Regions from separate parts of the Mus musculus genome. Here all the other regions are linked to region 1. Evidence: chromatin loops called from intact Hi-C (ENCODE). Cell type or tissue: left cerebral cortex. All regions are shown on one strand. Each heading gives the region's core, and the rest is flanking DNA. Links, peaks and the distances in the headings are about the cores only. Region 1 overlaps Rbfox2 (RNA binding protein, fox-1 homolog (C. elegans) 2). Region 2 has its middle 18 kb from the start of Gm41353. Region 3 has its middle 23 kb from the start of Gm41352. Region 4 overlaps Gm3787 (predicted gene 3787). Region 5 overlaps Rbfox2 (RNA binding protein, fox-1 homolog (C. elegans) 2). Region 6 overlaps Rbfox2 (RNA binding protein, fox-1 homolog (C. elegans) 2). Region 7 overlaps Rbfox2 (RNA binding protein, fox-1 homolog (C. elegans) 2).

Evidence for each region. A loop is a pair of places that touch in the nucleus more often than their neighbours do. Peaks named below come from ENCODE experiments on the same cell type or tissue, not always from the same donor. Only the 100,000 strongest peaks of a DNase experiment are listed, where the experiment ranks them.
Region 2: it touches region 1 in a loop (6-fold over the local background); 9 of 42 quality-filtered maps call a loop at or near these places.
Region 3: it touches region 1 in a loop (1.9-fold over the local background); 2 of 42 quality-filtered maps call a loop at or near these places.
Region 4: a loop joins it to region 1, with 6 times the contacts of the local background. A loop is called at or near these places in 9 of 42 quality-filtered maps.
Region 5: a loop joins it to region 1, with 2.2 times the contacts of the local background. A loop is called at or near these places in 13 of 42 quality-filtered maps.
Region 6: a loop joins it to region 1, with 2.6 times the contacts of the local background. A loop is called at or near these places in 3 of 42 quality-filtered maps.
Region 7: a loop joins it to region 1, with 2.5 times the contacts of the local background. A loop is called at or near these places in 10 of 42 quality-filtered maps.

Annotation. Positions count from the first base shown.
Region 1 is chr15:77,150,128-77,154,496 of GRCm38, reverse strand. All of the region lies in intron 2 of Rbfox2 (RNA binding protein, fox-1 homolog (C. elegans) 2), which reads left to right. Among named protein-coding and RNA genes, the nearest start is that of 1700109K24Rik, 68 kb to the right of the region's middle. In left cerebral cortex, for the core only: CTCF peaks have their summits at 591 and 2,000 (motif pointing right); DNase peaks (open chromatin) are centred at 2,030, 2,477, 2,964, 3,864 and 3 more places; H3K4me3 peaks cover 3,822 bases; H3K27ac peaks cover 4,000 bases.
Region 2 is chr15:77,356,262-77,360,630 of GRCm38, reverse strand. No RefSeq gene overlaps it. Among named protein-coding and RNA genes, the nearest start is that of Gm41353, 18 kb to the left of the region's middle. In left cerebral cortex, for the core only: a CTCF peak has its summit at 1,761 (motif pointing right); DNase peaks (open chromatin) are centred at 1,831 and 4,004; H3K4me3 peaks cover 586 bases; H3K27ac peaks cover 2,747 bases.
Region 3 is chr15:77,334,492-77,338,860 of GRCm38, reverse strand. No RefSeq gene overlaps it. Among named protein-coding and RNA genes, the nearest start is that of Gm41352, 23 kb to the right of the region's middle. In left cerebral cortex, for the core only: CTCF peaks have their summits at 758 (motif pointing left) and 2,145; DNase peaks (open chromatin) are centred at 732 and 2,189; H3K4me3 peaks cover 1,013 bases; H3K27ac peaks cover 1,156 bases.
Region 4 is chr15:77,366,490-77,370,858 of GRCm38, reverse strand. It overlaps Gm3787 (predicted gene 3787), which reads left to right. Exons shown (of 3, transcript NR_168297.1): 2 at 393-687; 3 at 1,249-1,366. Among named protein-coding and RNA genes, the nearest start is that of Gm41353, 7.4 kb to the left of the region's middle. In left cerebral cortex, for the core only: CTCF peaks have their summits at 2,502 (motif pointing right), 3,222 and 3,431 (motif pointing right); DNase peaks (open chromatin) are centred at 3,184, 3,522, 3,807, 3,993 and 1 more place; H3K4me3 peaks cover 746 bases; H3K27ac peaks cover 2,137 bases.
Region 5 is chr15:77,205,332-77,209,700 of GRCm38, reverse strand. The region is part of intron 2 of Rbfox2 (RNA binding protein, fox-1 homolog (C. elegans) 2); the gene reads left to right. Among named protein-coding and RNA genes, the nearest start is that of Rbfox2, 100 kb to the left of the region's middle. In left cerebral cortex, for the core only: no CTCF peak of the experiment used is centred there; a DNase peak (open chromatin) is centred at 2,547.
Region 6 is chr15:77,088,968-77,093,336 of GRCm38, reverse strand. The region is part of intron 11 of Rbfox2 (RNA binding protein, fox-1 homolog (C. elegans) 2); the gene reads left to right. It overlaps 1700109K24Rik (RIKEN cDNA 1700109K24 gene), which reads right to left. Exons shown (of 3, transcript NR_108037.1): 2 at 2,620-2,782. Among named protein-coding and RNA genes, the nearest start is that of 1700109K24Rik, 6.8 kb to the right of the region's middle. In left cerebral cortex, for the core only: no CTCF peak of the experiment used is centred there; a DNase peak (open chromatin) is centred at 1,744; H3K27ac peaks cover 1,961 bases.
Region 7 is chr15:77,223,109-77,227,477 of GRCm38, reverse strand. The region is part of intron 2 of Rbfox2 (RNA binding protein, fox-1 homolog (C. elegans) 2); the gene reads left to right. Among named protein-coding and RNA genes, the nearest start is that of Rbfox2, 82 kb to the left of the region's middle. In left cerebral cortex, for the core only: a CTCF peak has its summit at 2,036 (motif pointing left); DNase peaks (open chromatin) are centred at 452 and 2,038; H3K27ac peaks cover 168 bases.

The DNA.
Region 1 (4,369 bases), core at 184-4,183:
AGGAAAGCAGTTCCCATCAGCCTGAGCTAATGAAGTGAGGAGCTTCAGCATCCAGATGTGCACACCTTGTGTCCCTCAAGCAGGCAGATTTATGGTGACACCTTTTTCAGAATCTCTAGGGTTTCTAGAGGAGAGAAAAATAGGCACATAACTGACCTCCCTTCTCTCCCAGTCCTATGCCCTCATTACATTGCCTCTGGCGTTGAGCGCTGTCCTTGAAAACCTTCCTGTCACCACGCAGCTTTTCGATCCACACCTTTCATTAGACCCACTCTTATCTATAAATGTCCATCACTGGGGGGAAAAAACCTTAATTTTCATTTCTTCTTTATTATCAGATATTCATGGCCGTAATCTCATAAATCTGTATTAACTGTAATAAGTTGTGGTAAGTGCTTCTAGAGCAATATAATTAATACCATCATCACAGCCTTATAATATGCCAGCACATGGTGCCTACCCCTCCTCAGTCTCCCCCTCCTGCCCTATGTGTGTGCGCGCGCACATGCACACACACACTCACTCACTCACTCACTCACACACACACGCGTGCGCACAGTAAAGCACAGGCCAAACTGCCATTCTCCAGCAGGCCTGCTTCTGGAGTTGGGAGCTGTCAGCCTGCTGGGAGGGGTGGGAGGAGGAGGAAGAGGTGGGGCTCTACTCTGATTAATTACCTTCGGCATTCAGGGGTGGGGCTTCCTTCAGCCATCTGCCTGAGATATGGGAGGGAGCTGGAGAAAGAAGGAGGGGGAGAGACTGCCAGAGAGGAAGAGAAAAGAAAGGAAGAAACACTAGAAAGAGAAAGGCAGGAAAACGTTTAAAGGGAGGCCCGTCACCCGCCCTTCGCCAGCTAGCTGGGGACGGGGTGGCAGAGAGCCACAGAGGTGTGCCCCGCTACGGCGGCTTCCAACTGGTTATCATCTGCTTCTTCTGGTTTATGGAGAAAAAGAAAATGGTAACTCAGGTAAGATTTGTATGTCCTCCACACATTTCTGTCTCAGGGATCTACAGAAAGGTCTGGGGTTGCAGTGTAGTAAGCCAAGTTTTAATGAGGGTTGTCTTCTTAAAAAGGCAGATTTATTGTTATCAGCTGAAGTGTCTGTCCTTTGAGCATGTGTACTATATCGTGCCCTTTTCTCCCCCTCCCTCGGCTGCATAGCCGATCCCAGTTTCCTGTAGTGTGCAGCTGTAGCTCAGGAAAGAGCCTGTGGGGATTTGTCTACCTCTTTGTCTTGGTTCTGAGAAGAGGGAGGGAGAGAGACTGCAGAGGTAGGAAGAGATTCTTGTAGACTGCCAGAAAGGGGAGAGGGAGTGACTTCCTTTTAAGAATTGCAGAAGAATTTGTGGCTGGGGAAGCTGATTCACTGGGGTTTCTCCAGCTTGCCTGGAGAATGGCACTTTGCTGCCTTCTTTCTAAACGGATTATCAAAAATGAAGGCTAGGAAAGAATGTTTCCTTTCCGTGGCTTTGTCGTTGGCAAAGGATGTTTTCCATAGGAACCCACGGAGCATCTTGGTGTAGCAGAGGCAGGTACTGCTTTCCCTGATAGAATAAATGTGTCCGTGTAAGTGGCGATTGCCCGCTTTAGAAGACGTTTGAAGGAGATGGAGTAGGAGAAGGAAGATCTTCATCTGTCTTCTCTCCCCACCCCCTCGCTCTGCCTCTCTGGTTGTGTCAAGCAGACTCTGCACTGCATTTTAGCAAGTCATTCCCGGCAGATGGAAAGGTGAATGTTCTTCCGACCCCAGCAGGGCTATTTAGTTGCCACCCTCCAGTTGCTCCTTTACCCACCCACCCCACCCCCACCCTCTTTTTAAAAATCTGTGCCTCGGAAGAAAGTGGTGAGGCTGTGACTTATCAGAACGTCTTTTTTCCAAGATAGATTTTCAAACCCTTTGGTCTCGGACTTGGGACCAGGTCGCCCTAGGCTTCTCTCCCTGGACAGTGCTTTCCTTTTGGAGGTTGCCCCTTTTTTGTATTCTCTCCGCTTTTTCTCAACTAGCCACCACCGGAGGGCGAGAGGCAGTAAGCTATCAGATAGAGGCATCGCCTTTGGTGCTGGAACACTGTTTAGTTAAATGTTATATAATGCCCTGCAGTGCTGTTTGGAAGGAGGGAAACCTGTAGAGATGAATCAGTCCATCCTGACCCAGAGAAGAGGGAAATTTCAAAAGATAAATCTTTCCAAGGAGGGTTTTCTCCTAATCCGAGTTAAGGAATTATCAAGAAGTTCCTCCTTTGGAAAGTAGAGAAACTCTTAAATTTCTTTAATACTTCTTACTCCTTTGTAGAATCTAATTAATGGTTTTTTGGACCATTTTATTTCTTCAGGATCTGGGGGTGGGGGGTGGGGGGGTGGAGGACCCAGGTCTCGATTCTGATGCCTGTGAGATGCTGCTGCTTCACCTTGAGTCCACACATCTCCACCGAGGGGCAGTGTTAGAGGGCAGCCCTCACTCAGCTCTCACGTACATGGTTTAAAATCAATGAAGGACTTATCTAAACAGGAGCTGTTAAAATCAGACTGATGTGGCCTCCGGGAGCATTGCCCCTTGGTGTGGGGAATGCTGAAGTGTGACAAGTAAGCCCTGCCTGCTTGTTTATACTTCAAATTGTGTCCTAATCATCAGGGGGACAGGGAGGGGGGGGAGGTCAGAGAAAAAAGTGGAACCTGGAAAGAGACTTTTAGTGGTTAAAGATTCTAATCAATAAATTTAATTTTTGTGCTTTTTCAGATGTACTAAGTGCTGAAGGAAAGACTTCTTATTTTCTCATGATGAATCCATAGAACTGAAAAGACAGTCAGATCTGTGGGCTTCAGAATTGGGGTGTTTGTTTCAGTGTCTACACCATGTTTCTGAAAGTAATAGGGCTAGTTGTTTGCAATCTAGAAGACAGACTCAGAGGGCATAGTAAATAGGATCAAGTCTTTGGTCTGTCCTGGGCTTGTTTGTCCGCTTTGCTGTATAGGTTTGTACATCTTGAGCCAGACATCAAATCCAAACACTTGATAATGCCCTATCATCTAAGCATTTTCAGTGTAAGCTGTCTGTGCTGGTCAGGGGCAGCTGTTGGTGTGACAATGGCTTGTTACTGGCTAGGATATGAAAAAGTGACTCAAATGGCGTTGCTCACGTTGCATCATGGCTCACTGACTCTGCCTTGGACCCTCCTTCCGGTCCCTTGGCCTCATCGCTGGGTGGAAGGAGTCCTCATCATCCGAGCTTTGTTATTACATGGACTCTAATTTTACACGGCCTCTCGTTGTATTAGCAAACAGCATAATTATTGACAATAAAGAAAGCTCAGCTTTTTAATAAAAATGGAATTTTAATAGCAAAATTTTCATATATTAGTAGCCAGACGTGCTCATGTGATACTTTAAGTAATACCCTTATCTCCTATTCATTTTCATGTTACGGAAGTTTTTTGCTGAAGTCTCTCTTAACTTGAATCACATACTCAAAGATAGTGTTTGTCCTGTCTGTAGATATGCGCCGTGGGTTAAAAGAAAAGGAAAGTCATTCTGCTAATATGTGTAAACTAGGAAAACAAAGCTGAAAAACAACTTTTACCTAATTAATTTAAAAACCACTTAGCAAGACACAAACTCTGTTACACTAAAGGAAAGCTTACATTACAACCTGGAAGCAGATGCGTGCTTGACTCTGCAGCAGGGTGAGGCTGCCAGGTCCCGGAGCACAGGCCCTCCCTTTCTTGGACAGTGCAGTGCTTTGCTGGCATTTTCTTCAAAATCTGTTTTCCATCAGAACCAGGAGAGAAGGTGTTAGGAGTAGGGGAAGCTGGGAAGAAGGTTGCTGTTCCTTTAAATAGTGCTGGGAGCCGGAGTGGCAGCAGGCAGCAGGCCTCTGGAGTGTATTCTTTTGTAATGAATCACCAGCTCCATTGTCTGCTATCTCCCCTTTGTAGCTGGAGACTGAAGTCTTTCACCTGAGCTGTGCCCTCTCAGTTCCTGGGTAGTTGGGCAGAGGAGTGGGAGCAGGCTGTTTTATGCTTTAATTAGAGGCAGATATGATAGCAGGTAGGTTTGCTTTGTCTAGGTTTCCCCTCCCCTTTCGGTTTGTGCTTTCTGATCACTGGTGCTGGGATCTGGTCTATGAATTTTGAAAGCACATCCTGTGTCTGTGAATTGAGTCTCCATTTTGTGGCCTTCATCTGAAATGATTCTGTTCTTTTTTTGCTCCTTTCCACACAGCCCCCCCCCCCCCGCACCCCTTCCCCCTAGACACACAGAGTGGAGCCCACGCTGTTTGTTTTGGCACACTTTCCACTTTCTATGGGCTGCACAGGATTCTGGGGAAGTTTGGGGATAGGCGGGGGTGTGGGTTGGAGGCTAAATTTATGT
Region 2 (4,369 bases), core at 242-4,241, 210 kb before region 1:
ACATGGTGACTCACAACCACCCGTAATGATCTCTGATGCCCCCTTCTGGTGTGTCTGAAGACAGCTACAGTGTACTTACATATAATAATAAATAAATCTTTTAAAAAAATAAATAAATAAATAAAAATAAATAAATTTTAAGGAATCCTTCAGAGTCATGTCATTTCTGGGATTTTTCATTTAATAATTTTCAGATCACAGCTGATCCCGAGTCACTGAACCACTGAATCCTTGAAAAGCAAGAGAACAGAGAAGGAAAGGCACTGGGTCTACACAGATGTCTGTGTGAAAACTCACCCCAGAGATGTCTCAAAACTTAACTGCGCTGGGCGGTCCCCGATGGCAATCTTTCTTTTTTTAATTTTTAAATTTTATTTATTTTTATGTGCACTGGTGTTTTGCCTGCGTGTACGTGTGGGTGTGGGTGTCAGATTCCCTCGGAACTGGAGCTGTGGGCAGGTGTGGGCTGCTGCATGGAGACTGGGAATTGAACCCGGGTCCTCTGGAAGACTAGCCAGTGCTTTGAACTGCTGAGTCATCTCTCCAGCCCCCTCCCTATGACAATGTTGTATTAGAGGTTTCAGGATAAAAGAAAATCCAGATTAAACGAAACAACCATCAGGCCATATTCCGGAGTAACTGTTACACTTTGTGTCCTGACTTAGAGCTGGCTGAGGTGGGGCCTGGAGTCTGTAGGAGATGAGACTAGAATAGAGAAAGAACTAAGGTCACAGGGAGGTGGTGCCAGTACCAAAGGAAAATATGTAGCTTATATATCATGCTAGAGCTCGGAGCAGGTCCCCAGCACTACTGGAATCTGGAGACCGGGGTGAGGCTGGACTTGCAGCCCAGGGTGGGGCTCACGCTCAGGGCATAGCCACTTCCTCCTGTCCGATTTCAGTTTCCCTTTCCGTGTCTCTTGTCTCTTGGATGCTAGAGTGCACAGCTGGCTGACCGTCAGCTAGCCAGATCCTCAGATGCTCGGTGATCCAGGGCCAAAAGAGGGAATGATGCTTCCCTTCCAACTGTCCTCCACACGACCTTGAAAGGAAGTGGCCGCTGTCTAATCTGGCAAATGAGGACTCAAGGCACAGGGCATTTAGGTGACCCCACACTGAGGTAACAGCCTGGATTCCAATCTAGTTTCTGTTCCCTGAGCTACTGAAGGATGCTGGGGTCAGGCCTTCTGTGACTAGAAGAACGACATTTTCCTGGATACAAAGAAGCTGGGAGCTGTCCTTGGCAAAGAGAGAATAAAGGAGAGGATTCCTCTCTGGACCATCTACAGCAACGGATTAAGACAAAAGAAAACTAGAGAACTCTCACTAAAAGGTCAACCATCATGCTGAGCAAGTTTGCATCTCTCTCAGAAAGGTCACAGAGCGAGCCGCCAATAGGAAGGCATCATTTGTCCCTTGAAAATGCTTTTGGTCCTTCTTCCAGAGCCTCCAGGATTGCACTTCATCCAAAGAGCCAAAGACAGCTGACAGCGCCCTCGGGAGTGATGCTGGAGCCTCACCCTGAAGATTGACAAAGGGACAGAGACCTGAAGGAGAGCGAGCCGGAGGTGCTCTGCGCAGCAGGCTGCATCCCAAAAGACCCGTGGCCAGAGAGAAATCCAGAATGTAAGCACGACCGGCAGAGGTCTGGAAGAAAAGTGAGCTAGCCACGGGGTTACCGGACAGTACAGAGACCTCGCTGAATCCTCTGGCCAAAGCTGTGTGGGATCTGGGACAATGGAAGCCTGCACAGCTTGAGTAAGGACAGCAGGTGGCACTGTCGGCACACTCGACCTCAGTTGGAACTACGCCTCAGCAGGCCTGGGGACCTGGAAACCCGCACCCGCGGAGGAGCAGCTGCAGACGTCAGCAGTAACAGGAGAGGTACACAGCCCGAGGATCTGTGAGGGGCCGTGGCCAGGAAGAAGGGGGAGGCTCTAAATTGAAAACACACCAGAAAGAATTGACTAGGTTCTGGCATCCAACGGAGCGGGAGAGGCTGTTGTGTGCGCTGAAGGGCCCGGAAAACACGGGTTCTGTGACGCTTCCCCATCAGTGTGGACAATCCGGTGCCCTGCTTCCATCAGGACCAGCTGCTGTGCTGGAGGGGGGAAAATAGGTCCCTGGGCTTTTGGGGTTCAGGCCCATCTGAGACAGGCACCCGGTGTTCCCACGCTTTAGCCCTGCCCTGCCCTGCCCTGCCATGCCCTGCCCCGCCCCGCCCTGCCCTGCCCTGCCCCGCCCCGCCCCGCCCTGTAGTCCAGGAGGTTGAACCTTTGTGCTCCTCATCCTCCTCACTCATCCTTTTCCCCACTGTCTAGCTGAGCCCCCATATCTCTGGCCTAGGCAGCCATTTTCGAAACCACCGTGGTAGTTGTTAGGACTGCGGGCCTCGTTCTTCCAGCCTTCCTCCTTTCTGAATGTGGTAGGATTTCTTTCTTTCTGATTTCTTGACATCAGGTAAGAATAGACAACCGGAGGTTGGAGAGATGGCTCGGTATGTGAAGTGCTTGCAGCAAAGGCATGAGGACCTGAGTTCGAATCCTCGCCATCCATATAAAAAGCTGTGCACCTGAAATCCCAGCACTGGGGAGGTGCAGACAGACAGATCCCTGGGGCATGCTGCCCAGACAGTCTAGTGAAGTGGGTGAACAGCACGTTTAGTGAGAACCCTGTCTCAAAAAAAAAAAAAAAAAAAAAAAAAAAAAAAAGGTGGAGAACGATAAAGACACCCACCCCCACCCCTCTGGTCTCCATGTGTGCACATGCGCCAATACACACACTTGTAGTCACACAAGTATGTATAGCCAACTCTGCCCAAGGAGTTTTGAATGGGAGTATGAGTTTCTAAACCAATCACTTAATGCTGATACATCAGCTTTCTCTGGATCACGACAATCTGCGATGTCCTAGACACTAGCTGCTCCATTACCCTGGGTCCAAAAAAAAAAAAATGAGACAAGTTATAATGGACATGCAGTATGAACAAGGACTCTGTTGGGACTCTTTGTTACGGCAGCATAACCTTGACTCTCCTGACTGGTGCAAACAAACTCATATAGAGATCACGGGGATACTTGCAGAGGGCTATGAAGGCATGCGTCTCCTTACATTAGCTAGAATTATTAACAATAATGAGAACCACTTGACGACTATGTGTCAGGAATGACACTGGGCTTTTTGGCAGGTGGTTTCTTATTAGTCCTTTCCACAGTCCTATGGATTTGTGTCATCATCCTGTCTAGTATTAGCAGTCTCACTGCGGGGCTCAGAGGCTAAGGCTAAAAGCATAGCTGGAGGTCATGGCAGTAGCTAGTATATACCAAGATAATAATTTGAATATAGAAGCTTCCGGTTTCAATACCTTCTTCCTATCATTCTTTTTTACGCAAAGCTGGACTAGGCATTCCAAGTGGGGGAGAAAAAAGGAAGCAAATAGTTTTTAAAGAAATTATTTCTTAACATCAGTATCAACATCAGCACTAGGTACGAATTGAATGTGAAAGTCGATCTGGGAGCACGGACCGGAGACACTCGCTTGCTTGCTCATCGGGCGGGAAGCCTCATTCATTTTCTCCTCTGATTAGGTGTTTTACCAGATAAACTGCCGCCAGCAGCACGGGTTTGAGAAAAACTCAAAGGGATCATTTTCTCTGTCACTTGAAAGTGCTCTGAACAAGCTGGGAAGCGGGTTGCATTATGCATTTGGTTGCATAGCAGAGTGAACGGTCCCAGGTCTTCAGGCATGTCCCTGACTCTGAGGAAAGAAGCCACATGGCCGGCTTGACACCGTCCTCCCTACCTAGGCGTGAGGCCCAGCAGCCTACACTGCTGTTTTCCCCCACCGGTACCGTACCCCACTGTCCTCCCTCCCCCACCAGGCAGGACTCATCTCTGTCACCACTGCTGTGCGGGGTAGAATGCAGAGTGTCATCTCCAGACCTGAGCCCAGCGGGGGGTGAGAGCACATACCACATTCTTGCTGCATCAGGGAGGTGGGTGGGTGGATGGATATGGACGCCAGAGATTACGATGGTCCCGCCTAGGAGCTGTGCAGTCTCTTTACTCAGATCTCCATTTAGCCACGTGGGCTGGCCAGTGAGCCCCTGGGTTCCCCGTCTGCCTTTCCAGCTCTGTAACCCTGCCTGTGCTCTACTACTCTTGTGGAGTGGGGAGGGGGGAGGGGGAGGGGGAGAAAGGAAGGGGGAAGGGAAGAAAGAAAGCCTGATTATCATTGGCACAGAGGACACTTTGCACACGTCAGTTCTTTCCTTCTACCACGTGGGTTCCAGGAATGGAACTAAGAAGAGAAGCCTGGCAGCCAGCAGCTCTGCCCCTGAGCCATCCTTCTCCTCACCTAGAACTACATA
Region 3 (4,369 bases), core at 161-4,160, 180 kb before region 1:
ATCTGGCTGCCACATTGAGAACTGAGACGCAGGCAGGGCGTGTGTGCCCAGGACTAACCAGCCCCTTCTCCGAGGCCTTTGTTCTGATGATTCTTAGTTTTTTGTTTTGCAAAGGTCTCCAGCAGGGCCATGAGTGATGGTGGGTGTGTGCATGCAGAAGAAGCACAGTAAATATTTACAGATTGATAGTAAGAGCCAGGGGTGCTCAGCGCCCTGCCTCACATAGGTCAGAGTCCACAGAGGGTGGAAGAAGAGGCGTGAACCACACACTTCATGCCTCCTGGGTTTCATGGCTGGGGCAGGAAAGGCTCTAGGGTGAAGTCAGACCTGACCTCGGAGAAGGAACAGCTGAAGCTTCTAGAATGTGGTCAGACCTGAGCGGCAAGGTAGGGAGCAAAAGCAGGGAGCTGAGGACTCCCTGAGGTGCAGGAGACTAAAGGGAGTGTCAGGGGAGGGATGAGCTGGGAACCAGAGGGTTGGCAGAGCCAGTCAGGCCTGGAGGATGTGGTCAGAGAGTGTCACCCTGTGGGAGACAGGACAGCAGAAGGGCTGAGCACAGGCTCAGATTCCTGCATTCTGATGCAGGCTTTTCCTCCGTGGGGCAGGGAGCCTAGCACTCCGGCTCATTAAATCAGTCTATGTATGTGACATTTCTTTTATAAGCTCCGCTTTCCCTAGACAGCCCTCTGAGGCTCTGGTACCCACATCATTTTGTTTCAATGAGGCAGAAGCCCAGTGTGATCATAGCTGCCACCTCCTGGTGATGCTCATCAAAGACACCTTGTGGATGCTACCCAAGCCTACCTTTTGCTAGCATGGAGGTGGTGGTGATGGTGATGATGGTGGTGGTGATGATGCTTGTCACACACATAGTGACCATGCACTGGTCCAGAAATAAGCTACCCCTAGTCTCATTTGTTCACACAGTAAAAGGCTAAGGAAGGGCTGGCTAGGGAGAAATGTGGGCAGACCCCTGGAGAGCAGGGATGCTACAGAAACCTAGAAGGGGCTAGTCACAAAGGACACAGCCAAACATGCTCTAAGAGAGCAATGAGTCTCAGAATCCAGGGAGAATCTCATGAGGAAAGAAGTCGGAACTGCCCGGTGCAACGGCCACCATGCTGGGGCTGCTCATTCGGAGTCCCAGCATCATCGTCACATCACTGCCTCACCAGAGGAAGTCCTGCTGGCCTTGATAGCTTCAACCCCTACTAAAAACGTGGGTTCGGTTTAATTTTATGTTTTAAGGAGATGACCAGAGGAAAGAGAATACGGTGGTTGGTCCAGGTCCCGTTGGTAGGACAGGGGAACTTGGGGCGGGGGGTGGGGGGATGGGGCATACACATGAGTGAGATTACTGCAAGAAATGGGTTTATGTGTTTATCAGGGCAGACTGGGTAAATTCAAAATCTGCAGGGTGGGGAATGAAAGAGCTGGAAAGAGTGAGCACGCGCTAGTGCTGCTGTTCACAGCAGAATTCCTGCTGCTTCCAAGAGTCTCAGCTATTCTTAGATGACTCTTCCACTGAAGAACTGAGACCCACCCAGGTACTAGGTGTCTTAAAGTAAAAGAGCCATAAGCCAAGAACAATGCCTGCTGGTACCCCCAGAGTAACAGAGACAATGCCTAAAGCCTGGGCGTGTGGAGACTGCAGCCTAGCCGACTTCATGCCTAACACAGACCCCTGGAGTGGCGTAGGCCAACACCGTGTTGGGAGGAGCCTGGGGTACCACAGAAGTTCTGGGTTTGGGTGGGGCCTAGACGAGCTGCCAACCGTTTGGATCTGCTCTGCTGGCCTTGCAATGCTGTTCCATCTTGGTGAACTCGCTATGCCTCAGTTTTGCGGACTGAGAAATGGAGATAGTTACAGTGCTGTCTGTGGGACGGCTATGATGGGAATCAAAGGGACAAGAACGTGAAAGGGGCTTGAAACTAGACAACAAAAGCTCGTTGTACGACTTTGCTACCCCGAGCTCCTCACTAGGAAAGCGGTCCTGGGCTTGCGCGCGCCCCCTAGAGGAAAAGAAGAAGCAAGAAGGCATGAAGGCGTTCCTCTTTGGGAACCCTAGTCGCTTTGCTGTACGGCTTTGCAGAGCAGGCAGAAGGTTTCTTTTCTCCATCAGTTAAGGGATACTTGTGATGTATCACCACGGTCTCAAAACAGAGGTGGAGGCAGGCCACTACTCTTGCATCAGCAGGCAGGAACCAGCAGAGAGCCGCCTCCAGGGGGCGCGATGGAGCTTCTGCTGCGGTCGCGGGCCGGAGGCGCGGCTCGCCCCAGCGGGCTTCTGGGCGTTCTTGGAAAACCCTTGGAAAACACTGGACTTCCTGCCACGAAATGGGTGGGGACCGCAAGCATTTGCAATCCCGGGTAACACTGCGCCTGTAACTCCATTAGCACTGCCAGATTGGGGGACACCCATCACGTGGCCTGTCTGCTTTACGGGCCAGCCTGGATTTCTTGGAGCCAAGCTGGTTTCTCTTAGGTCCCTGGATGACCCAGGCTTACGTTTTTGATCTATTTGAATGTGTCTGTTGCCTTTTCCCTGCTGTAACCCAGGAGCGTTCCTTTAACTCAGCAGACCACACAGTGATGCAGGACAGACAGGGGGTCTTTCAGAGTCTGTAGGCGGTGGGAGCATGCAGGTCGTTGTTAGATGCTTCAGTGGCTGACCTTTGGCACAGCAGGCTAAAGGAAGGAAGAGGCTGAAGCAAAGGAGCTTTGGTTAAGACTCCCCAGCCAGGCGCCTGAACCAAAGCTGGTACCCTTGGACTCAGCCCTGCGTGGGCGCAGATGAGGCCGCTCTCATCCTGGACTCTTAAAAGCAATGGGAACCTCGCACACACAAATCCTCCAGAGGTCTCTTCCTAGCTAGAAAAGAAGCAGGCCAGGATCAGGAATGGAACCGGAGTCCTGGAAGCAAGCAGGAATGAAACCAGGTCTCCAATCCTGTTTCTACGAGTGCCTTCGTGACCTTGAATAATGCCAGTTCCATGACCCTCAGTCTCTCCTCGTTACAAGATGGGCTTGCTCTTGCAGAGGACCTGAGTTCAGCTCCCAGCACCCATGTGAGGCCTCACAACCATGTTTAACTCCAGTTCCAGGGAATTCAACATCTTCTTCCAGCCTCCACAGGCAACGTGCACACGTATATGTGATGTGCTGATATACAGGAAGACAAATATTCATACACATAAAAATATAAAAATATTGAAGGAAACCAAACCTTCAGGGTTTGGGTCATGGCTCAGTTACTAGAAAGCTTGCCTATCACGTGCTCAACCCAGGGTTCTGTCCCCAGCACCAAAATAAACCAGGGATGGTAGTGTACACCTGTAATTCCAGAGCTCTCGAGGCTGAGGCCAAAGGATCAGAAATTTGAGGCCAAAAATAAATAAATAAGTAGGAATAATTTGTGATCAGCTTTACTTAATTGTAGGTTTGAAGCCAGCCTGGGCTACTGAGAGCCTCGTCAAAAAACCACCTCACCCACCTTCCTCCATCAGTGGTTCAGCTACCTTCTTTTTTTTTTTTTTTTTTTTTTTTTTTTTTTTTTTTTTAAAGATTTGTTTATTATATGTAAGTACACTGTAGCTGTCTTCAGACATTCCAGAAGAGGGCACCAGATCTCGTTACAGATGGTTGTGAGCCACCATGTGGTTGCTGGGAATTGAACTCAGGACCTTCGGAAGAGCAGTCAGTGCTCTTAACCGCTGAGCCATCTCTCCAGCTCCCTCAGCTACCTTCTGAAACTACAGGTGAACCCCACTATTTGCATTTCTTCCAGAATCAGGGCCAAGGAGAATCACCTCTGTTTTCCTCAAGTCCCTGCTCCTTACTCTGGGGAACTAAGGTGACAGTCACCTGAGTCCAAGGAAAACAATTCCTTAGGAAAAGGAGATGGGTGGGAATTTCTAGCGTGGAACTAGCCTGCAACAACCAGCCAAGAAATGTTTGCTGGATGAATGAATTCACGGTCAGTTGGTTTGTATACAGATAAAACTTCGAGCTCTAGGCCCTACAGAGCTGGTTGCTCAAGGCCTTCAGAAACCTCTCATATTTCTTCATTGTGACAAAGGGCTTAGAACGTGGCCTGTGGGGCCGAGTTCGAACTCTTGTTTTGACACTGCTAGATGCTGAATCCTGGGCAAATGATTTAACCTCTCCTGGCCTCAGTGTTTTTGTCTGTAAAATGGAGACAATGGGGCCTGCTTCCTAAGTTCCTAGAAAGGTCAGGAGAGAATATGTGAAATCCACTAAGGGCCATGGACAGGAAGAGCTCAGGACATGCTAGCTGCTGTATCCATGCTGTCCAGGATTGTACCATACACAGACACTATCCTGGAAGAGAACCACTCAGGTCTCAAA
Region 4 (4,369 bases), core at 218-4,217, 220 kb before region 1:
TGGCTACCTCTGCTCCAGGGAGCAGACAGCAGGGAGCTGAGCAGACACAGCGTTTATATAGGATCCCTTAGTGGGTGGAGCTTTCTACGAGCGGAGATTTCCAGGGTGAGGATTGGTGGGTTTTCAAGACCTGAGCTTGAATGATCTCAGGGATTGGTGGGTTTTCCTGTTCAGCAGTTCCACCTAAAATTAGCATAATCTAGAGAGCGTCCTGTTAAGGGACTAGAGGTGTTCTCTGTGACCGTTAAAGAGGCTGGAAACCTGTTACAACAGTTAGGGAGATATGGGGGAGGTTACCGGCTGCTCCGGCCCCTCAGGCAGAGGCCTGGCCACTTTCCTGTCTTGAGGGTTTATAAAGTTTACAAAGTATATGACATTTACTGTTTACACAGGGAGTACAACAGGAAAGGCTTTGCCCACCTCTGGAGTGGTGTCCATAGCCAACAGTGAGACTTAAAATGGCCATGTTGAAGGAACCGTGTCATTGGAGGTGGGCTTTAAGAATGTAAGGACTCGGTCTCTCACTGCAGCAACGCAAGCGCGAGCTCGGAAAGAGAATCCACGTGTTGTAAGAAAATGGCAGACAAGGCAGACATGCGGGAAATCGCCAGCTTCGATAAGGCCAAGCTGAAGAAAACCGAGACGCAGGAGAATAACACCCTGCCGACCAAAGAGACCATCGAACAGGTAAGGACGAGTGAAATCTCCTAAAAAGCCTAGGAAGATTGCCCCGCCCCGCCCCGTCATCTCCAAGACTCCCTCGTGATGTGGAGGAAGAGCCACCTGCAAGATGGACACAAGCTGTACTGTGAACCCGGGCACTCAGAGCTGAATGCCACTGGCCCGCGGGTCTCTGAAGGGGACCCCTCCACAAATTGGACTGCCAAATTTCACCGGTTTGCCCTGGGATATTATAGAAAATTATTTGTGTGATTGATGAAGATAAAACACACCTCGTAGCAAAGAAAAAAAAAGGGGGGAGGGGGGCTGGTGCGATGGCTCAGCATGTAAGAGCACTGCTCAGCGGTTAAGAGCACTGACTGCTCTTCCAAAGGTCCTGAGTTCAAATCCCAGCAACCACATGGTGGCTCATTCTGGTGTGTCTGAAGACAACTACAGTGTACTTACATATAGTTAATAAATAAATAAATAAATAAATAAATATTTTTAAAAGTGTTCTTTTAAAAAAAAATAATGTAAAGACTCGTTTAACTTCTAGTTCACTCTTTGCTTCCTTCATACTTGTAGCTCAGGATGTGAGCCCTCGGCTTCCACTTCAGCCACCAAGCCTGCTGCATGCTGCCAGGCTTCCCAGACATGACAAACTCTGGATCCACAAGCCCAAATAAAGTCTCATATAAATGGTCTTGGTCATGGTGTTTTATCCTGGCAATAGAAAGATAACTCATACAGAAGCTATGGCCATTGTGTGGCCAAGGGAAGCAGGAGGTCTGAAGGCCTGCCACATGGGTCACGGGGAAGATTTTGTATGCCAAGCAGGAAAATGGTGACAAACGTGTCCGCTTGCCTCAGCTGACACCAAGGATACGGGCCGCGTCTCTAACTCTGACAGCACTAGGGTCTTGTTTTAAAGGTCCACATGTCACTCTAAGGACAGGGGAGCCATGCAGGGAAAGATTTCTCACAGATGCCCCTGCCGGTTGTGACTCAAGATGGCTGCAACCAACCTGGACCCCTGCACTGGCTCACTGAGCCTATGCTGCCTTTGACTGGCTCCCCTGGGCACATGAGTTCCTGTGGGGTGTCGGGCAGCAAGTCCTTCCTGTTCTTCCTGTACAGTCGCTGCCCCTCCACCCAGGCATTTCTTTCAGATTCTGTCACCTCAGGCCCCGCTGGGACAGAGGGTGGTGTTCACGCACGTCTGGCTGGAGTGAACACAGGTGCGTTCTTTACCTGTCGCTAAGCAGAGGATTGACTTTGCTTGGAGGGCCTGTGCTCAGGTGTGGGCAAAGGTCAGCTGTAGCGGGACCAAGATAGACAGACCACAAGCATCCTTGTCCAAGCTCCCTTCATAGTCCTTCTCCGGTCCTGATCCCTGATCCCTGCTATCTGATTCCTGACCCTTAAGTGGACCTGCCCTCATCCTATTCAGCGGGGTTCCTGCTTATTCATTTATTCTTTGCCCAGGCAAGAACAGAAGTGGCAGAAGTCCCTAGGAACCAACTCCCTCAAGGCATTTTCTCCTCTTCCCAACCCCCACCCCCTTCGTTTCTTCTTTGCCTGCTTCTTCCTCTTGCCGTTTTTCTTCCTCGTTCTTGCTCCATCTCATTTTCTCCCCATTCCCTTTCCAATTCATACAAAGTCTGTGTGGCTTTTGGAGTCACGGGGAGATGGCCTGCCTTTGGTTGCCAGCTGCAGGGCCCGTTCTCAGCAGTCAGAGCCACGGCTGCCGGAGCAAACACTGTCAGCTGAGGCCAGCCACAACCACAGTATGCCCTTCCCTTGTTGATCAACCTTGGATGCCGCTCACGCACGTCGTGTCCACACGGGGGCGCTCCAACAGTGCTTCTCTGGCGTCTCTGGCCTTTCTAGTCTGCATTTTTTTTCCTCCTGGTTAGTGGGAGGAGCACTGGTTTCCTTTCCAGTCTTAGTCGTCTGGCTGCACGAAAAGAGCCTAGGCCCATATGTTCCTTGAGTAGTATTTCCTCTAGCAAAGGCTACACATCCAAAGAGCCCTTAGATTTTTTTTTTGTTCAGATTTGGGTGGAATTCAACAAATTCCCTCAGATATCCCTCCCTATTGAAAAAATTTTTAATTTCTTCTTTTTTTTGTTTTTTGTTTGTTTGGTTGGTTGGTTGGTTGGTTTGGTTTGGTTTGGTTTGAGACAGGGTTTCTGTCTAACACCCCTGGCTGTCCTGGAACGCACTATGTAGACCAGGCTGGCCTCGAACCCACAGAGCTCTGCCTGCCTCTGCTTCTGCCTCTGCCTCCTGAGTGCAGGATTGTAGGCATGCATCATCATGCCTGGCTTTTCTACTTAATTTCATTTTATATGCATGGGTGTTTTGCCTAGATATATATCTGTGCACCACACACTTGCCTAGTGCCAATGGCACTTCTGCCTCCAAAGGTCCACCCAGGTGACTTGCCTCTGCCAGCTAGGCCCCACCCCCCGGAAAGGTTCTGCTTACCAAGCTTGGAAATCACAGTTTTGAGCTGGAATAAAATGAACTAGAGGCCGGGCGGTGGTGGCGCACGCCTTTGATCCCAGCACTTGGGAGGCTGAGGGAGGCAGAGGCAGGGGAATTTCTGAGTTCGAGGCCAGCCTGGTCTCGAGTTGAGTTCCAGGACAGCCAGCGCCACACAGAAAAGCCCTGTCTCAAAAAAAAAACAAAAAAACAAAAACAAAAACAAAAACAAAAACAAAAAAAGAGCTAGAAAGCAAGCTTGTAGTATTAACAGAACGTCCACACGAGGGCGCCCACACACTTTTTAAAAGATGCTTTGGATGAAGCCGGTCCCCAGAGGGACCAGGAATCTGCGCGGCAGGGCTGAGCCTCCCTCCGGGCCTTCGCTCCACAGCCTTCTCCCTCTGAGGATTTCCTTGTTGGTTTTCTTGTTTGCTAGGGAGAGATTCGGTTACCCGTAAGGGGTCTTAGAGCCATGGCCCATGGCTAGGAGACGCAGTAGACGTATTAGAAAGATGAGTTGAGCAGGCAGGCATAAACCTGAGCCTTTCGGAGGGCTTCCTCCTCATTCCAGTGTACTAGTTGAGAAATCCGACATTGCTCCCTCTGGTACTGACTTTGTCACGTCCTCCCACAGGACGGGAACTGCCCGCCTCTGGGCCAGCTGGGTGGCTGCATTCACTGTCCAGGCAAGGCGTCTGAGCTCTGGAGCTGTGGCCTCCTCCTAACGCTCTCACACATCAGTCAAAGCCTTCCTCTTCTGTGTCAAGGACTTCAAGCTTCTTGGCTCGTTCTTCCCAATTCCTCCCGGCTTCCACCCCACCCCCACCCCTAGATGCCTGGTTCAGTTTTCCATTAGCATCTGGCAGAAGGCGGGTGGAGGAGGAGCTGGCCGAATGTTTAAACTGGTTACCACATGGCTTCTTGGAGCCAACGATACTGCTACCGGGAGACACAGGGAGAGCCTCCCCAAGCTCCAAGGCCAGTGTCTGCGGCAGGATCAAACACCAAAGGGTTTCTGCACTGGGCTGGAGACAGGAATTCACTAAACTGTCTTCAGTCTTTCTCTCTCTCTCTCTCTCTCTCTCTCTCTCTCTCTCTCTCTCTCCCTCCCTCCCTCTCTCTCTCTCTCTCTCCCCCCCACCATTCCCCATGCCCATGCCCATCTCTATTTTAAGACGGACTAAATTGCCCAAGCTGGTCTTGAACTCATTCTGTA
Region 5 (4,369 bases), core at 93-4,092, 55 kb before region 1:
TGATGGTAAAGCTTTCTGTCCTTTTGGTAACTAGGGGGGAAATTAGTAGCACTCTCATTTTATTTATAGGACTTGGTTAAACACTTGCTGAGTGCCAGAAATGCCTACGAATAACTTTGACCTTACTTAATAAAAAGTCAAGGGATAAAATAAATGTTCCGTGGTGGTAGAAGGTTTTACTTGTGTCTTTCTGACACAAGATGTACTGCTTTCTAAATGAGAAACTACCACAGTTAAGGGAAAACTGTCTACAGAGTTCATAGAGCTATCAGGAAGAAGAGAGTCAGGGCATGGGAATAGAGGACCAAGGGTTGGGAGGGAAGGCCTCATGTAGATGGAGGAGCTGGGGAGTCTTATTTCAGGGAAGGGTATTTAAAACATGAAAGGTAACAGGAGCCAGCCTGGAGAGGAAGGAATGAAAGGGTTTAGAGTTTGGGGGAGAGGGATGGAGTTTTCTGGATTGGGAACTGGCATAAGACCCCAGTGTATTCAGAGCAGTGATGGAGGAGATAATGGCTTGAAATGAGGTTGAGGACATTAAAGGAGTTTGGATAGAAGAAGTCATTGTGTATGCCGACATTGTAGATGTATGTGTGTGTGTGTGTGCGTGCGCGCGAGCCATGATATTGTCCTGTGGCTGCAGCATGGTAGATATTTTGAAGGGGAGCAGTGACAGAAATGGGGAAAGTACTGTGAGGTCCAGGAAATAGATGTTACCCTCTGGGTTATGAGAGAGTCATTAAGAGAAGTTAGGTGCATGGCCATCTAGGAAGAGGTCCTTATTTGTGCACTTGTAGGTTGTGCCATTCACTGTGGTAGGGAATGGCAGTGGTATGCTAGATTTCAATGGTGGTGATGGTGGTGGTGGTTAAAGAACAGAGCATGGAATATTTTGTCATGCCTGTGGGACAGCCAAGTAGTGATGCTAGAACAAGGGAAGGGAGGCAGTTGGGGCTTGGTCCATCACTTGGTCATTAATGGCATGATTGATGGCAACAGAGGAGGCAATTTGGAGAGAACAACTTAGATTGGGTAATAAGGAATATTTTCTGATGAAGGAAAAAACCCCATTCCCCAAAAAGCCACTGAGGAGTAACCAGTGATAATGTTAAAACAAAACAGCACTACACAATCCCCACACTGTAGCATGTTCGAAACTAGGGGAGAACATTTTAGAAATCTGTCAGCTTAGTTGACGGCCAAGCTAGCTAACTTGGTTGGGTTAGACGGCATGGAAGAGGTAGACTGACTTAATGAATGATCAGATGGAGGAAGGAAGGAGGGGAAGATAGAGAGGAGATAGAGCCAGATGACTTTTTTGAGTTTCACTGTGAAGTAGTGAACAAGAAAGTGGTGGGTGGCTATGTGAGTGCGAGGGACAGGATGAAAGGAGACCCTTTGATGACCATATCCTGTCCAGCCCAACATGTCACTAGATGTTTAGGGTGAGACTCTGCATTCCACTCACAGAGATTGATACAACAAGCTGCCACTCACACTTGGAGTTTGTACTCAGATGGGCCACTTGTGGTGCCACAGGCTGACACTTCATAGTTCACAGGGCATTGCTAGACTGGCTTCCAAAGTCAGGACTAATTAACACATTGCCCATCTGTGACGAGAGCAGAAAGGGAGGTTTTTTCAGAAGGTGAGGTAAGTGTTTCTTATCTGATCCTGATCAACAAAGAGATGAGGTTTCCTGTAGTGATGTAGGAAAGAGTGGATGGATGAGAGTCACGTTCTCACCTAGGCACTTAGGGGACAGTATATATACATGGACCACAGGGAGTGGGTGCAGGATGGGAGAAAGACCTTTTCCTTGTGTTGGAATGTATGTGCATGTGTACATCTTTAGGCAGAGCTGAAACCTTGATAGTGAGAGGACACTTTCTTCTCTTTGAAAATGACCTATATTAGTAGAGAGCATCAGCTAAGAGTAGATGATAAGGAGAGAATGAAGGCCAAAAAAAAAAAAAAAAAGTCATCTTAGAGAGTGCAGAAGCCTTAGGGTCACCAGTTTGCAGTGCAGTTGTGAATACACAGTGACATTGGCTGTGCGACTTGCCTTTTGTAACATCAGGTTGTGTGATGCTCACTCAGAGGAGACAGAGCCTTGCATTCAACCAGGCAGTGATGAGAGTTAATTCTTGAGGGTGTTTGCAAGGTAGGGGTTATAATCATGGTTCCTGGAATCAAAGTTGGACAGAGGCCTTGGAAGACAGAACTGGAGTGGGTAGTAGTGCAAGAGCAGCCGGGGCAGGAGAGTGTCTTGAGGTCTACAGCTATGGTGGGGAAGCCAGAGACAGCCAGAACTTGGGGAGGTTCTTGGAGAGATAACGAGGCTTTTTTGTGTCTTCTTTGGAAAAAGATTTCTCTTTTCTTATGTATATGGCTAGAGCTTATTTTAGCTGTCCTAGAACATAACTGCACCTTTCAGGACCTTTCTGTCACCTACTGCCAGCTGTGGCCATTGCCTCAGCATGTTTATTCCAAGTCACAGTCCTCTCTCTGCCTTTGTCTTCAGTCTCCGTAATGGGCGGAGGCAGAATGCAGGGTAACTCAAGGGAAATCCCACTGAGCTGTCAGTCTTCCAGTTTTCAGCAAGTAAGGGTGTTGTAGAGACGGTCAGATCCCCTTTCTTATCTAAAAAGCTTTCCTTGATGATGATGTGGGTGTTGGTCGTGGGTAGCATGGGTATTCTGTCAGAACTGCTATTTTAAGCTGAGAGGAAATAAGGTAAGAAGAGACTCATTACTTTGAGCTTTTATTAAAAGTCAAATTCAGCTGGACCTTCAATCCAGTATCTCTAGCTTACTTTTTTTTCTTTTTTCTTTTTGAAGGTAGGATCTCCTTTTTTGTAGCCCTGGCTGGCCTCAACCTCTTATCTGTGAACCCGGCCTCTGCCTCTAAATTGCTAGGATTGAAAGTGTACATGCCATCGTGCCCAGCCATCTAGCTTTCTCTGTTGTAGTGAGGTTTATTGTCTCCAGGTGAAAATGAATACACACACACACACACACACACACACACATAGATATTTGCCTCAGGTACTTCTTAAATCTCAGTACCTGATTTTTTAGGTATGTTCTTGACAAGTTATGTTGCCTCTCCAGATGTAGACACTTTAACTCAGATTTTCGCAGTCACAGGAAGCTTACAAAAACTAGTAGTTTCTTACAAATTTTGAAAATCCAAAATGTGACCCATCAGACTTCCTGGTACTGTTGGAAGGAAGCAGCAGTCACGATACAGGCCCATGGTAGTGTCGTAGACGACATCCACAAGCCATTTTGGATACCTTTCTTTCCCAGAGTCAAGCCTGCGAGAGATTTCTTGAGACCTTCCCTGGATCAATAAAGAGACTGATAACATTTGGAGTACAGACACACAGTCTGTGTGGATTTTTAGGTAGCCACATAGTGTGGAATCATTATGTCCTTGTGTGGTGGTACCTAGGGTCCCACACATGTTACCCAAGCAGTTTTACTGTGCTGTGTCCCCAAGTCCTTAACGAGAGTCTTCCGTGGCTGTAACCACAGGCTTCCTTATTTGACTCTGGTGATTGGGAAGACTTTGCCCTGCTCTTTGTTTCTTTTGTTTTCAGGCAGAGAATGTGAGCATGCATGGGCATGAGCACAGGCGCTTCCCTCAGTTCGCTTGGCTGTGGCCTTCCTGTTTGTGAAGAGCGACACAGAAGAGTTTGCCTTGTTACTGTCCACCTAATTGGAAAGTTACAATCAGGAAAGAATTGCATACATTTAAAACAAAATTTTTCCTATGGTTTCAAAGATGTTTCTAAGTTGTTCTACCTGTGATAATTGTAAAGGTGGTTTTCCCATTTTTGTGACATATTTAGACTTTCCTTGTTTCATTTTGATTGCTACAGTTATATTTTTTATCTTATCCTATAAAAACAGTCTTAAGCTAGGTGGCATAGACTGGTACTTGTAGAACTTGGGATACTGAAGCAGAAGGATTGCTGTGAATTCAAGGGTAACCTGGGCTACATAATGGCACCATGTCTTACTCCCCCATCCCCTAACTACAGTCTCTTAGTGTAATGTTAATGTGTTTATTTCTCAGAGAGGGGCAGGGTTGGTGGCTTTAAATTTAGATCATTAAGGCCAGGCAGTGGTGGCTCACGCCTTTAATCCCAGTACTCGGGAGGCAGAGGCAGGTGGATTTCTGAGTTCGAGGCCAGCCTGGTCTACAGAGTGAGTTCCAGGACAGCCAGGGCTACACAGAGAAACCCTGTCTCAAAAACAAAAAACAAACAAACAAAAAATTAAAACAAAAATTCAGTCCTGGCTTTAAGCTTAGAAGTCCTTACTCTGCATGTATACTAGAAAGGGGCAGCTTTGTCCTCAGG
Region 6 (4,369 bases), core at 137-4,136, 61 kb after region 1:
TGTCTACCTTGTAAAAGAACCACAGGTAGGGATCCTTGGCCCATCCCTTAGATGTGACTACTAGAATTTCAGAAATAGTTTACACAGCCAAGCATGAAGACCCCATGCCCATGTCTCATTGCCTTTCTTTATACTTTAATTAAAATCTAACTCTTGCTTTAGCAAATTTTTAAGAAGTAACTTTTCCTCCTGTGTTCACAGTTGAAAACTGGGCAAATCTGGCTTACCTTACAGCACATTGCACATTACACATTTGTGGATGTGTATATTTACATATGATGTTCTCTATATTCTCATGAAACCCATTTTCATAAACAGATTATTTATGTTTTTGGAATCTACTATAGTTGAGTTATTTCCCCAACTGAGGTTTGGGCTTAGGGTTTTTTGTCTTTGTAGTTGTTGTTTTTTTATGTAATATCTTCCTTATTTGGGATTTTTTTTTTTTAAACATATCCTGCTTCTATCCTGGTTTTGCCTGCTTTTACCTTAAACCAGCCAACTGAATATTTGGTTATGGGTCTCCTGTTTCCTTATTTTGCATTGTAAAATCTTAATGGATAATAATTTGTTCTGTGCCCATCAAAAGGATTTTTTGGTTTGTTTTTCAATCTAAATGAATAATCTACAGAATCTTAAACAGGTAATCCAGTGGCTTAGTCAGAACACCCTTCCCAGCGACCCCTGCTAGCAAGAGCCCTGTTGCCTGCTTCCTCTCCCTCTCCCCCATGTAACACAGAGTCCTTGGGAGGACACAAGTTGGTCACTAGTGCTGAGATCATTTCAAAGCCTTCTGCTGCAAACCAGAGCTGTACTATAGTATTCTAGCTGGAGCTGTTAAACTGATGGTGCAGGTGTGAGGGAGCTGAGGAGGGCTCATAAAGGCACACACAAGCTGACTGTTCCCTGAGTTTGTTCTGCTTCTCTCTGTACATTTCCTGACTGGAAATCCATCACCATGCCTTTGCAGCTGGTTCCCTCAGAAGTGCATACTGCAGTAGGGTGAGAGCAGGATTTAGTGTGTCAAAACCACTCCGGCCCAGGCAGAGAGTGAGAAGAAGTCGCTCGGGAGAGGTACTTCAGTGTAGGCGCTACTGAGTCTTCCTCTGCTGTTCTGAGAGTGGGTCCTGGGAGCCAGTGTTTTTCTTTTCTTTCTTTCTGCTTCCTTATGGCTTACTTATTAGAGACAAAATGTCCTGATCTAGCTATCACATCCTCCATTTGTAAAGAGCCCTTCTCTTCCAGGATAGGGGTGTGTCCACTCCCCATCCCTGCTGCCTCCCTTTTTCCCATTAAAAAGGCCATAGTTCACCCTAATTTACCTTATGAGTGGGGTAACAAATGCTCCTGATTCTCATCCTGTGAAAAGCATGCTTGCATCCAAAGGAAAGAAAAGGCTGGCAGCCCATGGTGGGCTCTTTGTATGATTGTTTTCCTTCCACAGCTGTGTTTTTGAACTGCTCTTCCTGTGTTCTGTTATAGAATAGTGTTACAGGAACCAATCATTAGCGCTAAAATACCTCAGGTAGGAGTGCCAGTGTGACCTGCCAATCAATCAGATTGTGGATTGCAGTGAAAAAATTGAATTATACTAACCATTCCAGCTCCACGTTAGAGATGGGAACAGAGGCTTTTTTGGACAATCAAGACTTGTGAGCGTGTGATCTAAGCCCTGCTACCTCAGCAGTGCCCACATCACATCCACACATCATGCCACTCCCTTCAGAATGAGCCTTCCAGCCCCCTCAGCACACATGAGCCACAAGCACATCACATGTACAGTCCACGATCTAACACTGCTGCCTCTTTCAGCCTGTCAGTCACAGTTGCCTGTGCTATTTAAACTAGTCTTTTATATTGGAGACCTTAGCAGCTGAGAGTGCTAACAGTGAAAGAGATGGCAAAAGGAAGCAGGCAGAAGTCTGCCTGCACAGGGCGTTAAGTCCCATGTTTAGCTGCTCAGTAAAATCAGAGTCAGAAATGGACTGTGCTGCTGCAGAAGTGTGGCGTTGTTATCGGTCTGCACGTGCCGGGACGCATAGCTCCTGTGCCCTCTCCTTTCACTTGATAAGATCGGTGCTTGGATAATAGCACACTTGTTAGAGAGTTTTCTCAATAGCTTGACACTCAGAGAAAAAAAATAGTCCATAATTTAATAACCCAGCTACGTCATGTAACCCAGTGATATTGCAGAAATGAACTAATTTGGAGAAATGTGGAATACCAAAGTATTTGAAAGATTTAATCATTAAAGTTCATCTCTCATAAATCATGTAGTCAAAGCTGATGAAGTTGATCCTAACAGCTTCTCTCATTAACCCCAAGTTGAAATGATAACAAGAGGGATCTTAAGTGACACTTGTCCCTTCAGAGCAGAGATTATGAATTCTGTATTCAAGCCTGTGCTGTGTCTGCATGAGCTCACTGTCTCCTGTGGCTGAGGCTCTCAGCTGGCGTGGGGAAGGAGGGCATTAGGATCATCCAGGGCCAAACCCAGTGGTTCTTAGAGGCCAAACATTAGACCCTGGCTAAGTAGAACAGATCTCTACTCCTCGGTGGTGATGTTAATCGTCACGCCTGCCAGCCCTTACACACGTGCCTGTACATGCACACACTTGCCTTGCTCTGTCCATCTGCACACTACATGAGATAACAAGCTTTCATTTGTCTGCTGGTCTTGAGCTACACACTTTCCTCCTCAGTGTCACATGTCATTGTCTCTCAGGTAGAAAGAAGGTGTCTTGACATCACATGCTCACCAAAGTCCTGTTTTAATGTAAACCTAAAGCAAAAATACAATAAAATTAAAGGCAAGGTTAAAATCAAGACAAGATGAGAATCTTTAGGGGTTCAGACAAGGGTCACATGTAGGGGACAATGGTTAGAACTTCTGCTTTGTTTCAAACATAACTGCAGAAATGCTACAGAAGAGGCCCAGTGGTACAGTGTCAATCCCACGATAAACCTGATTTAGGGAAGAAGTAGAAAACCTCAAAGAGGTAGCACTGGGTATGGGAAACAGCTTTCCTTTAACACTGTGGAAAGTCATTAGTAAAGGGGTCTAAAGCAGCAGCATTAAGCCTTGAGAAGAAGCTGGGAGTGGGAGCAGGAGTGTGACAAGTAACTGAGAGAACGAGATTCTCAAACACAGGGGACTTGGAAGAGCACAGATAGAGTCTGCAGTTGCTCCCAGAGAGCACGTCTGAGCAGCTCTGTTGAAGAATGGGCTCGGGCCACCAAACGGGGAGTGTCAGGCATTACTTAGAAAGGTTACAAAGAAAATTAACCATTTTTCAAGGGGCATGTGTGGATTTGAGCCAGGCTTAGCCGTGCCAGACTTAAGCAGCTGAGTTCCAGAAGCCGTCTGTGTGTGCCCTCCTACACTCTGGTGTGCTGTGGCCATGCTAATCCCCATTTTTTGTTTTATTTCAAATCACACACAGATAGAATCTGCAAACTGCTTCAGATCAAACAGGTCTGATTGTGTGTAAATACATATGTCCTTTTTAATTTTTATTAATGGTTGCTTCAGTTTTGCATCAGTGCATGGTTAAAAGCAATACACATCAGCTATTCATGACTTCATATCTCCAAATGAATTATTTCTCCTCTTTTTTTGTTTGTTTGTTTGTGCAGTCAGCTGAAGAAATGTTAACATCTCACTCTAAATCTCTCAGTGGAGTCTCTGTTCCCTTCTCTGATATAACAGATGGGTTACTGCTTGTTATAATTATTAACATTGTGGTATGGGCCAGGGCTCGGGTGGGCAAGATTTACTCCTCCTTTGGGCTGGGGAGGGACCAGTTGTTAGGGTATGGAATGTTAACTCAAGTGGTGACTGACTGTTTCCGTAATACCAGGTCGTTGTGGCTGCACGCTCTAGTAATTGAGGCTGTGTACTTCACCGAGCTTGTGGTAGAGCCTAGGGCAAACCGCTGTCCCAAGAGAATGCTGGGATAGATAGAGTTAGCCAGTGCCAGTCTGGACGTGGTGGTTTTGCTGTTGTTTTAGCTCCGGATGTCGGCATGCTCAGTTTTAATGTGATTAATATTAATGTGGCGCCACCCCCACCCCACCCCCACGCCTGAGCCCTCTTCTCCTTACTCCCACCTTGTTCTTTTTGAAAATTTTAAGAAACAGTAATGAAAATCTTGGTGTTTCAAACTGCACTTTGCTCTCATGTTCTGTATATAAGTGCCTTCAAATTTACTCGTTAAAGTCAAATCGGGGAATGGGAAAATCTTAGCCTGGAATCTTTGTACACTGTAAAACCTAGAATGCAGTTAAGTCAATTGTTTGTTGTAAATTTTGTCCTGAGTTTTATGTAAGGGTCTGTGGAATACCTAATGTCAGCAAAAGCAGAAAGCCT
Region 7 (4,369 bases), core at 196-4,195, 73 kb before region 1:
CTGTTCTTGTTCTCTCTCAGTAGTTCTTTGCATTTGTTTTGCCTGCATCTAATCCGACTGAGCAAAGATTTCTCATGTCTTAAATGTTCTCAAAACATTCAAATGTGAACTGTTTGCAAGGAAACTCTAACCTTGATTTCATCAGTTTCTATAGTAGCTAGTTCTACTGTAAGAACTTAAGCTTGTGTGGCTAGGTTGCACATAGCCCTGGGCTGTGAGAAGGGCTTGGGGGAGAAATGCACACGTGTGACTGGGTTTATCTGGCAGAAGGGCTGGACGTGTGGCCAGCAAGTGATCTGAGGAAAGCACACTGCCAGGAACTGTAGCTGAAATGGCTTTGGTGTCCTGTCCTGAGTCACCTCAGGGCCAGCAGAGGCACATAGGTGAACAGAGTAGCCTGTCTGACATGCTCAGTTCCGTGGGATATTTGTAAACTAGGTGTGGTAGGCTAATGCTGCAGTGCCTTCTCGCGGTCCTTTAGAGTTTTAATTCAGACACATCTCAGTGTCTCACACTCCCGCTGTTTGTGAATGAGGTGTTACAGTGAGCATTGGAGCCGAGAACAGACTGGCTTAGGGTTAGGTGTTGAAGTCTCTGTAGAAATAGGATTATCAGTAAATTACAAAACCAAATGTTTGTAGAGTGTGTTGTGGCTTAGGTTTACAGCTTTGGGTCTTACTTGACCCAAAAGAGTGGCTCACCCAAATCAGGCTTGTCCCTATTTTATAAAAAGAAGACCAAAGTGCTCATGTCCTAAAGTTCTGTTTTTGTCAGGTTTTCTTCTTGTCTTGCTTTAAAGGGCTGGTGGCCTATAGTTTACTTCTTTATTTTAAAATTAGAGAAAATTATTGTTATATCATCAGGCTCTTGATTTGATTGAAGAATGACTTTTTCTGTTTTTAAAGTTCCTTTGAGTGTGTGTGTGGGTATGTTTTAGTGATTCACAGAAATGAGTGAAATTTTCAGAGCTGATAAACATCAGTTGTATGTACAAGGTGGTTGACAACTGAGGGTAGGCAGAGTGATGCGCTTTATTCACCAGCCGGAAAGTTTTTTAGATTTCTCTATTTGTTTATTTATTTTTAGTGTTTTCCCTATATGTATAAATGAGCATTATGTGTGTCTGATACCTTTGAGGTCAGAAGAAGGGATAGGGTCCCCTGGAACTGGAGTTATAGATGGTTGTGAGTCCCCGTGTGGGTGCTGGGAACTCAGCCTAGAACCTCTGTAAGAGCAGCTAGTGCTCTTAATCACCCAGCTACCTCTCTAGCCCCCGAGATCAGGTTTTGCCATGAACTTTTTGGAACTTTTGTTATTTTGACTGGGAAGTAAGGACAAAAGCAAACACATCTCTTGTAGTCATTTGTGCGTGTGCAGACAAAGCTGGCTGCTCTGTGTCTGGGTGGAGGATGGGGGAAGGGTTCAGTTACACAGCTTAGTGCCTCCAGGCTTAAAAATGGACACACAGCTCAGTGTAAAGGGTGCCTTTCAGTTTCTAAGACAGCGTGTGCATATATACACACACAATACTTTCTCTCTCTCTCTCTCTCTCTCTCTCTCTCTCTCTCTCTCTCGATTAGTTTTGCCCACAGCACTGCTATGTTTTAAGTATTGTACATTTTTCCATTTTATTCTATTCTATTAAAGAATTGTTGGTTGTGGTCAACAATTGATTGGTGGAAATTATTTCCTGGACTTGCTAATGGATTATAATCTGTGATTCTGGGAAAACATTATTCCAACCATTGTTGTCCTTTAAAATTCAATCTTAGGACTGGGAATGTCAAGGCTGCTTAGCATTCATGAGGCTTGGGTTTATACCTCATCATAAATACAAACAAAAGCATATGAGGATGCTCATGGCTTTAAGCATTCACTGCCCCACCTGTGCATTCAGTCCCCAGCTCTCCCTGACCCCAGCTAGAGGCTACATTAAAATGATGGGTTCCTAAGTTAAATATTTCTTCTGTTTCTTACAGTTCCCCACCCCCCTTCCCCACCCCTAAGTGTGGTGGCATCCTTGCACCCTCTAGTGGAGCAAGGGAGGTACATGCAGCAGTTTTCAGCTAAGTTAGTTGCTCTGCCTTGGCTTTTGCCCCTAGGTCTCTCTGTCTTCAGGTGTTCACAAGTTGGGTTTTCTGTTGCTACCATCATGGATCTGTAGAATTTGCATTCTGCTGTTTCCTATTTATTCATTGTACATATCCTCTGGCTTTCTGCTGCTGAAGATAGGAATTACATTTTATAAGCATACCTTCTTCCATCTAATAAATTCATTATTTCTTAAGTCACTACTTATCATTGCTTTATAGGTTGTATGATGCATCATTAACACTGCAAATATTTTTATAGTCAAGTGGTAAAGTAATATGACTACATTTCCTTTCTTATATACTATTTCTTCCATGAGCTAATATCTACCTATCTATCTATCTACACACATACACACACGTAGAATATGAATCTACTTAAATGCACATGTGACAATTGTTTTTTTTTAAAGCTTTATTGAAGTATAGTTTCCACACTATGAAGTTTATCCAATATACTGTTCCATTCAGTGACTTTGTAAATTATGGAGGAATGGCCCCATCACCATCCTCCAGTTTTAGGACATCTCTGTTACTCCCAACATTTGCTCAACTTCTCTTTTAGTTGTTGACTAAAAGACAAATACTGTGCTAGGCTTTCTGACTGAAACTTTCTTCTGGCTCTTTCCTGTTGCTGCACTTGTGTGATGCACCTAATCTATTGTCTGTGACTCTTACCTGCTTTAATCAACAATGTTTTAGTTTTTACATTTTTGAGCCACTAGAGTTGTATTGCAGCAAGTTCTCTATAATTAGCATTTGTGCTGACACACAGCTCTGGCCTCACTGGAGTCTCACTATGCTGCTTAGCATGTCTCTGCTGAGCACTCCCGTGCCGCCCCAACCTCTTCTCCTCTCCCTCATGTCAGGTTCTCTGTATTCCAGCTTTACTGCAGGGCCGGGTAAGGAAATGGGTTTCAGTTCCAGGGCCTTCCCTCCGGGAACCTCCATGCTTGCATTCAGCCCATCCTGAAGGCTCACAGTAGTTGCTGCCTCCACCATGAAGTCTTGCCTATAGGTTTGTGTAGGAATAGATTCTTGGTGTCTGCTGTCTTCCAAAGGATGTGCTTTCCACTTCTGTTCATACTTTATCACTGCCATTAAAAGATGGTTAGAAGCCTATGACCCAAACAGTCCTGTGATAAGAACCTGATACATTTGAACAGAGAGGGGAACCGAACAGCTTTGGTCGGACTGCCAGATTTCATCGCCTCTGCCTTGCCAGAACTTTATGAAAAATTAATACTCAAGAAGCAAGATATCTGATCTTCTGTGAGAGAGTACCTCTTACAAGTTTAATGACTTTGGTCAAGTGGGTATTAAATGTAAATCTGTCATTTTATCTAGCCTTTGAAGGCTCTTAAAATACCCAATAAATGACTTTATTGGATTACTAGATCGTCCCCTCTGTGTTTCCTATTAGGACTGCCCCTTGTTCCTCATTGTACCCGCAGCCAGTGTTTTCGAAAGCTTCCTGGCATCATGTGGGTCATAGATTGCCTAAGGATTTTGTAATTCTGTTGTTTTATGATTGCCCCCCATCCCCAGTAGTTTTAGCAGGTGTGCTCTGACCTCAAGAAAGCAGGTAGCCAGTGAAGGATGGTGTAATGAAGGCACTAACACATGGAGAGCACAATGGTGCCAGGGCCTGTAGGAGACAATAAGTAATATAGGTAAAGAAATAAGGCACAGGGAGGTTAAATCAGGCTCTGGAGTTCTGCGTCTCTGAGTTAGAGAATCTGAATTCTAAATCTAAATGTGCTAGCTTTCAAACTTTAGGAATTTTCAACTAGTCAGATTTTGTATTTCATTACTTTCATTTTGATTAAAGAAACAATTTAAAGAAACCTTTTGAGCTGAAGAGTTGTCTCAGTGGTTGAAAGTACACACTGATTTTCCAGCGCACTGGAATTTGCTTCCCAGTCCCACTGTACCTCTGTATATCAAATAGGTGTTTACAGCTTCCTCTAACTATCCAGAACGTCAATCTGGCTTCTATAGGCCTCTGCACCCAATGTGAGCATAAACGGTTTTGTGTGTGTGTGTGTGTGTGTGTGTGTGTGTGTGTGTGTGTGCGCGCGCGCGCTAATATACACACAACAAACACAAATTAGAAACAAAACAAATCTAAAAAGAATTTTGTTTTACATTGGATTTTTCTATAGTCATTAACTTCCCCTTCACTGAGAGATTATATCTTGCCCTGTTTCTCCCTATTATCTTCATATTGGTTCTCTTTGATCTCAGTGAGACCCCCAAGAAATCTGTATGCAAGGGGA